Regions from separate parts of the Homo sapiens genome. Here region 1 is linked to region 2. A link is an interaction called in ENCODE POLR2A ChIA-PET data of the cell type or tissue named here. Cell type or tissue: OCI-LY7. All regions are shown on one strand. Links, peaks and the distances in the headings refer to the core of each region. The heading gives the core; the rest is flanking DNA.

What was found. Peaks named below come from ENCODE experiments on the same cell type or tissue, not always from the same donor. Only the 100,000 strongest peaks of a DNase experiment are listed, where the experiment ranks them.
Region 1: POLR2A ChIA-PET joins it to region 2 with 10 read pairs; 1 of 35 experiments calls an interaction of 5 or more read pairs at or near these places.

The regions. Positions count from the first base shown.
Region 1 is chr1:46,307,534-46,310,456 of GRCh38, forward strand. It overlaps UQCRH (ubiquinol-cytochrome c reductase hinge protein), which reads left to right. Exons shown (of 4, transcript NM_006004.4): 2 at 1,568-1,594; 3 at 2,622-2,783. Among named protein-coding and RNA genes, the nearest start is that of UQCRH, 5.3 kb to the left of the region's middle. In OCI-LY7, for the core only: no CTCF peak of the experiment used is centred there; no DNase peak of the experiment used is centred there; H3K4me3 peaks cover 361 bases.
Region 2 is chr1:45,839,046-45,841,968 of GRCh38, forward strand. All of the region lies in intron 3 of MAST2 (microtubule associated serine/threonine kinase 2), which reads left to right. Among named protein-coding and RNA genes, the nearest start is that of MAST2, 37 kb to the left of the region's middle. RefSeq lists an enhancer at 1-283. In OCI-LY7, for the core only: no CTCF peak of the experiment used is centred there; DNase peaks (open chromatin) are centred at 1,856 and 2,576; H3K4me3 peaks cover 2,228 bases; H3K27ac peaks cover 2,500 bases.

The DNA.
Region 1 (2,923 bases), core at 310-2,809, 470 kb after region 2:
TTATTTCTGAGGTCAGATTTTACTATATCCCAAATTTAGGCCTAAACTGTTGCTCCCATGGGCAGTTTTTTACACTACTATCCTTGAAGAAGAAGGAAACTAAGTTTGAGGTTGTGCATTTGAATCAGAAGTGAATAGGTGGGGTCTGTTCTGTATTTCCAAGCTCATGAGTGGAGTTGTGCACTTTTATTTGATATACTTAGTCTACTAGGGGTTCTGGGAGTTCAGCAAGCCAAAAAGCAGTGACTAACCATCCTTAGTTAAGCTCTGACCAAACAAGGGTTTTTAGGTTTAGCAGTTTTCATATTCCTAATTCAAGTTCACAGTCTAGAAAAAAATGGGTTTTCCTCCTAACTTGGTTTGGGATGTAAGGACTAAATTTTGCTATTTGTAGCAATACTGGGACAAATACTTTAGATTATGTAGGCCCCATGTGAACATCTGGCAGCTTGAATCTGTATCAGAAAATGTCTAATTACTGTTTATTATCTCTAAACTGGGATTACCTCCTTAAGGGACTGTTGTGATTAATTAAATCATAAGAGATATGAAGGTGCTTTATAAACTGGAGAGTATTAAGCACACTTAGGTTCTTGTTAATGAAAGTGAGATGGTGTCTCTGTCTTGAAATATACCTGGGATTCGTTTTAACCAAGTATGGTAAGGTGACAGACCTGGAGACAACCGCCTTTGAAAGAAGAGTTTATTATTACTTAAATTTCCTGAAAGAGAGGGATATGCCACACAAAAAAATGCAGAGCTATATGGGGAAGTGTCTGAGCTCGTCAGGAGGCAGAAGGTATGAGGGGAAGGAAGCATGGCTCAGCACCTTGGTTTCTATGGGAAGGAATTGGTGGGCAGCGTAGGTACACTTGCTCAAATTTAGGATTGGATAGTTTGAATAATTTCGTTGGGCTCTAGCTTATAGGGCTGGTTCCTAGTTGTCCTATATTTGTCCCTGGGGTGATTTAGAGAAGGGGAAACAGGAGCTTAGTGTACAAAACTTAGATAAAGGAGGCAGGGCCAGGCTGAGTGGCTAATGCCTATAATCCCACCACTTTGGGAGGCCAAGGTAGGAGGATTGATTGAGCCCAGGAGTTTGAGAGCAGCCTGGGCAACATAATGAGACCTTGTCTCTACCACAAAGAAAATTTTTAAATTAGCCAGGCATGTGGCGTGTGCTTATAGTCCTAGCTACTCAGAAGGCTGAGGCAGGAGGATCACTTGAGCCCAGGAGTTTGTGGCTGCAGTGAGCTATGACAGAGCAAGACTCTGTCTCTTAAACAAAAGATAAAGGAGGCAGTTTGCTACAAGCACTTTGGATAGTTACGTTGCATATGAAAGGTATGCTCGCAGGCAAGTTTGCTGTCTAAAAATTAGCCCTGGAAGAGCAGGATTAGCTCCAGGATTAGCAAGGCCTCTAAAATGTAAAAACATCATAAAACACAGAAAACAAAATAACATCGTTAATAGTGTCAGTGTCTATCGTCAGTAATTACATCAGTATGATCAGGAATAAATATGTCATAAAATTGCTGCTGACATTAATTTTGTTTTCCTTTTGTAGGAGGAAGAGGAAGAGGAGGAATTAGTGGTAAGAACTGTCTCAGGTTTGGAAACATCTCAGTAAAAGCAGGGTTTGAGCTTCATGAAATTCTAAGGGCATTTTAAGGAGTTTTTACTTGATACCTTGTAGATAATGGGGGTGGAATAAGCTTTGATACTTCCTGTGCAGTGGAGAGTTTAGGGTGTGAGCCTTGGAAGCTGAGTCTGTTCTGGGTTTGGGGCTTCTTCAGTTGTGGTACCAGGGAGCAGATGGCATCTTGAGGGCCTGGCACTCAATCATCTGCTATTTGTGGTTTAATAAAGAACTTTGGGCTAGGCATGGTGGCTCGTGCCTGTAATCTCAGCACTTTGGGAGGCCAAGGCAGGCGGATTACCAGCCTGAACAACGTAGAGAAACCCCATCTCTACTAAAAATACAAAATTAGCCGGGCGTGGTGGCACATGCCTGTAATCCCAGCTACTCGAGAGGCTGAGGCAGGAGAATTGCTCGAACCCGAGAGGCGGAGGTTGTGGTGAGCTGAGATTGCGCCATTGCGCTCCAGCCTGGGCAACAAGAGCAAAACTCCGTCTTAAAAAAAAAAAAAAAAAGAACTCTGAAGGAACCTTTGTTAGATAGTCCTTCTCTATGTTAGCATTGCCTTTCTAGTTGGGCAGCTGGGGTGCATAGGCCTGGTTCTCAGACAAGGGGATTTGAAGTTTCAGACGTGTCATATTCCAAAATGCTGTGTTAACAAGTAAGGCCTCCTATAGATCTACTTCAAGTTTGGCCAGGTTTCCTTTACCACCTTGTTTTTCAGATAGGACTGAGGCTTTCAGTGCATACTGGCAACCTTGGAAGGCAGGAATGTGAAACTTTTCCCTACTACTTAGCATCAGAATTGAATGGGAGACCGCATTCTGCCATTTCTGGCGGCAGTGTGGCTCTGCCAGCTGGCCTTCTGCACGGTAATTCAGAGGCAGCACCTTGGTTTGGTGGTTGTGTTAATCAAAGCATATGTGTTTGGTGGGTCTCTGCTAAAAATGCCCATTTTGTTTTTTTTCTGTTTCTACATCAGGATCCCCTAACAACAGTGAGAGAGCAATGCGAGCAGTTGGAGAAATGTGTAAAGGCCCGGGAGCGGCTAGAGCTCTGTGATGAGCGTGTATCCTCTCGATCACATACAGAAGAGGATTGCACGGAGGAGCTCTTTGACTTCTTGCATGCGAGGGACCATTGCGTAAGTCAGTGGGAAGTCAGGAAGGGGAAAGGTTGCAATGGTCAGGGAAGACTTGGTGCCAACAATCTTTCCATGCTAGGGAAAGGCCCATCAGTTACTCTGGGCCCAATATATGTGACATATGGTGCGCTGAGCATTTT
Region 2 (2,923 bases), core at 304-2,803:
TCACTGCGACCTCCGCCTCCTGGGCTCCAGTGATCCTCCCATGTCAGCCTCCCAAGTGGCTGGGACTACAGGCACCATCACAAATTTTTTTTTTTTTTTTTGAGACGGAGTCTCGCTCTGTTTGCCAGGCTAGAGTGCAATGGCATGGTCTCAGCTCACTGCGACCTCCGCCTCCCGGGTTCAAGTGATTCTGCTGCCTCAGCCTCCCCAGTAGCTGGGATTACAGGTGCCTGCCACCATGCCTGGCTAGTTTTTGGTATTTTTAGTAGGGATGGGGTTTCACCATGTTGGCCAGGCTGGTCTCAAACTCCTGACCTCGTGATCTGCCCGCCTCAGCCTCCCAAAGTGCTGAGATCACAGGCGTGAGCCACCACGCCCAGCAACATCTGGCTGATTTTTGTATTTTTTGTAGAGATGGGGTTTCGCCATGTTGCCCAGGCTGGTCTTGGACTCCTGTACTCAAGCAATCCTCCTGCCCTGGCCTCCCGAAATGCTGGCTTACAGGCATGAACCACCTGGTGCCCAGTCTAGGAAGACTCATATCATGAAGATGTAAATTTTCTCCATTAAGCTATAGATTTAATGCAGTCCCGATCAAAACCCAGGTAGTATTTTTCAGAAAATATCAAGCTGATTTCAAATGTGTATTGAAATGTAAAGGACCTAGAATAACCAAAACAATATTAAAAAGAAGACCAAAGTTAGAGGAATCAAACTTATTTTATGACTTTGTATAAAGGAACAGTAATCGGGTCAGTGTGATTATTGGTATAAGGATAGATATATAGATCACTGGAACCAAATAGACAAATTTGCCAAGGCAATTTAATGGGGGAAAAGGTAGTCTTCATAACAAATGGTGTTGAAACAATTCACACAAAAATATCAACCTCTATACTTACCTCATGCTGTACAAAAATTAACTTGAAGTGGGTAATTGAACAAATGTAAGAGCTTAAATCATAAAATGTGTAGAGGAAAACGAGAAAATTTTTGTGATTTTAGGTGGGGCAAAGGTTTCTTGGAGTAAAAAAAGCTTAACCTATAAAAGGAAAAAAATTGGCTTTTATCAGAAAGAAAAATTTTTGCTCTTCAGTATTTATTTTTAATGGAATGAAGACAAATTGAAGTGTATCTACAAGGGGGTGGAATGATGAGTAAAACTTGTGTTAAAGAGTTATTAACAGATTTTGTTGTCTGTTTGGATTTTAATACATATCACTACCTTCTACCTTTGGAGGTAGAAATCTAGAAGTCATAATGAATGTTCTTTGCATGCAACTCCTGTGGGTTTACCCGTTAATTTATACTTTTTTCATTTCTACTCAAGAAAATATATTTGAATGAAATCATTGTGAATGCCTTCTACTTTACAAAAGTAAATACAAACTCAGGCTGTACACCTGTGTTCCACATCCTACTCCTGCCACTTAGTAATCATATGACCCTCTACAAGTCACTGAACCTCTTTAAGCCTCTGTTTTCTCATCTTTAAAATCAAAATAATATTAAGACTTCGCTCATGCAGTTTTTAGGATGAAATGAGACAATCCATTTAAAATAGCATAGTGCCAGATTTATAGTTAAATTTAGAGGCAGCCAAAAGCTACCTCCCTACATAGTGAACTATAACCTAATTTAATATATAAACTACCTGCAACCTAACCTAAGAGTATACTCTTGTAACAAGTAGCTGAGCCTCAGTCAAGCATAGCAGCCAAGTTTTCAGCCAGTCATATAGGCTGAATATTGCCAAAGCATGTTCAAATAAGGCAAACACCTGAACTGCAGCCCATCAGGCTACTTCTGTATGTCATTTCTGTTTCTCTGGCTATAAATATAGCCTACATGCATTGGGGGATGGAACATTCTGAACTGCATTTGGTACTGGATGCTAACTGGTTCATTAATCTCTATTTTTTTGAGACAGGGACTTGCTTAGTCACCCAGGGTGGAGTGCAGTGACATGGCTCACTGCAGTCTGGACCTCTTGGGCTTGAGTGATGCTTCTGCCTCAGGCTGCTCCCTTCCCCACCTTTCCCGGAAGCTGGGACCACAGTTTTCATTTCCTTATTATTTGTAATGGGGGTTGGGGGTGGGGGCTCCCTGTGCTGCCCAGGCTGGTCTCAAACTTCTGGGCTCAACCAATCCTCCAGTCTCCACCTCTGCCTCCCAGAGTGCTGGAATTACAGGGGTGAGCCACCGCACCTGGCAAATCTGTTTTTTGTTCAATTAAGTCATTAAATTTAACTTGTCTCAGGTTTGTCATTTAACAATATGAACAAAATGTATATATTTTTTTCTTTTTATGCCTCGGTACTTCAAATAGTTATTAGTAGCTGTGATACAGTAAGAAATATTGTGTATATTTCTTACCGTATAAAGAAATATATACATATATATATTTCTTCTGTATATATATATAATTACTGTGATACAGTAAGAAATACATGTATTCCTTATATATGTAGCTGGGACCACAGGTGGATGCCACCATGCCTGGCTAATTTTTTGACTTTTTTGTAGAGACAGGATTTCGCCATGTTGTGCGGGCTAGTCTCTGCTGGGCAAGGTGTCAGAACCCGGCAGTGGAGAGTGGTTGGCTCACTGGTGGTAAAAGAATTTACTGACAGCAGTATAGGTTTAGAAAGGAAAGTTTTATTAGATAGAATGCTGCAGCAGAGTGCAGTACAGTGCTTCATTCAGCAAAAAGGACTGAGTGTGTTGCGGTGGATTTTCCTTAGGGGTATTTATGGACTTTAAAGCAGGACCTTAGGGTAATTTGGACCATATTAGTTATGTAGGTCATGGTAAATTATTACATTTGTAGACTTTGGGTGCCTTGATGTTAGCAAGGGTTGCAAAATAAGTTTTGACATTCATGCATTCTGGAGATGTATAGAAATTCTAGTTACTTATAAAT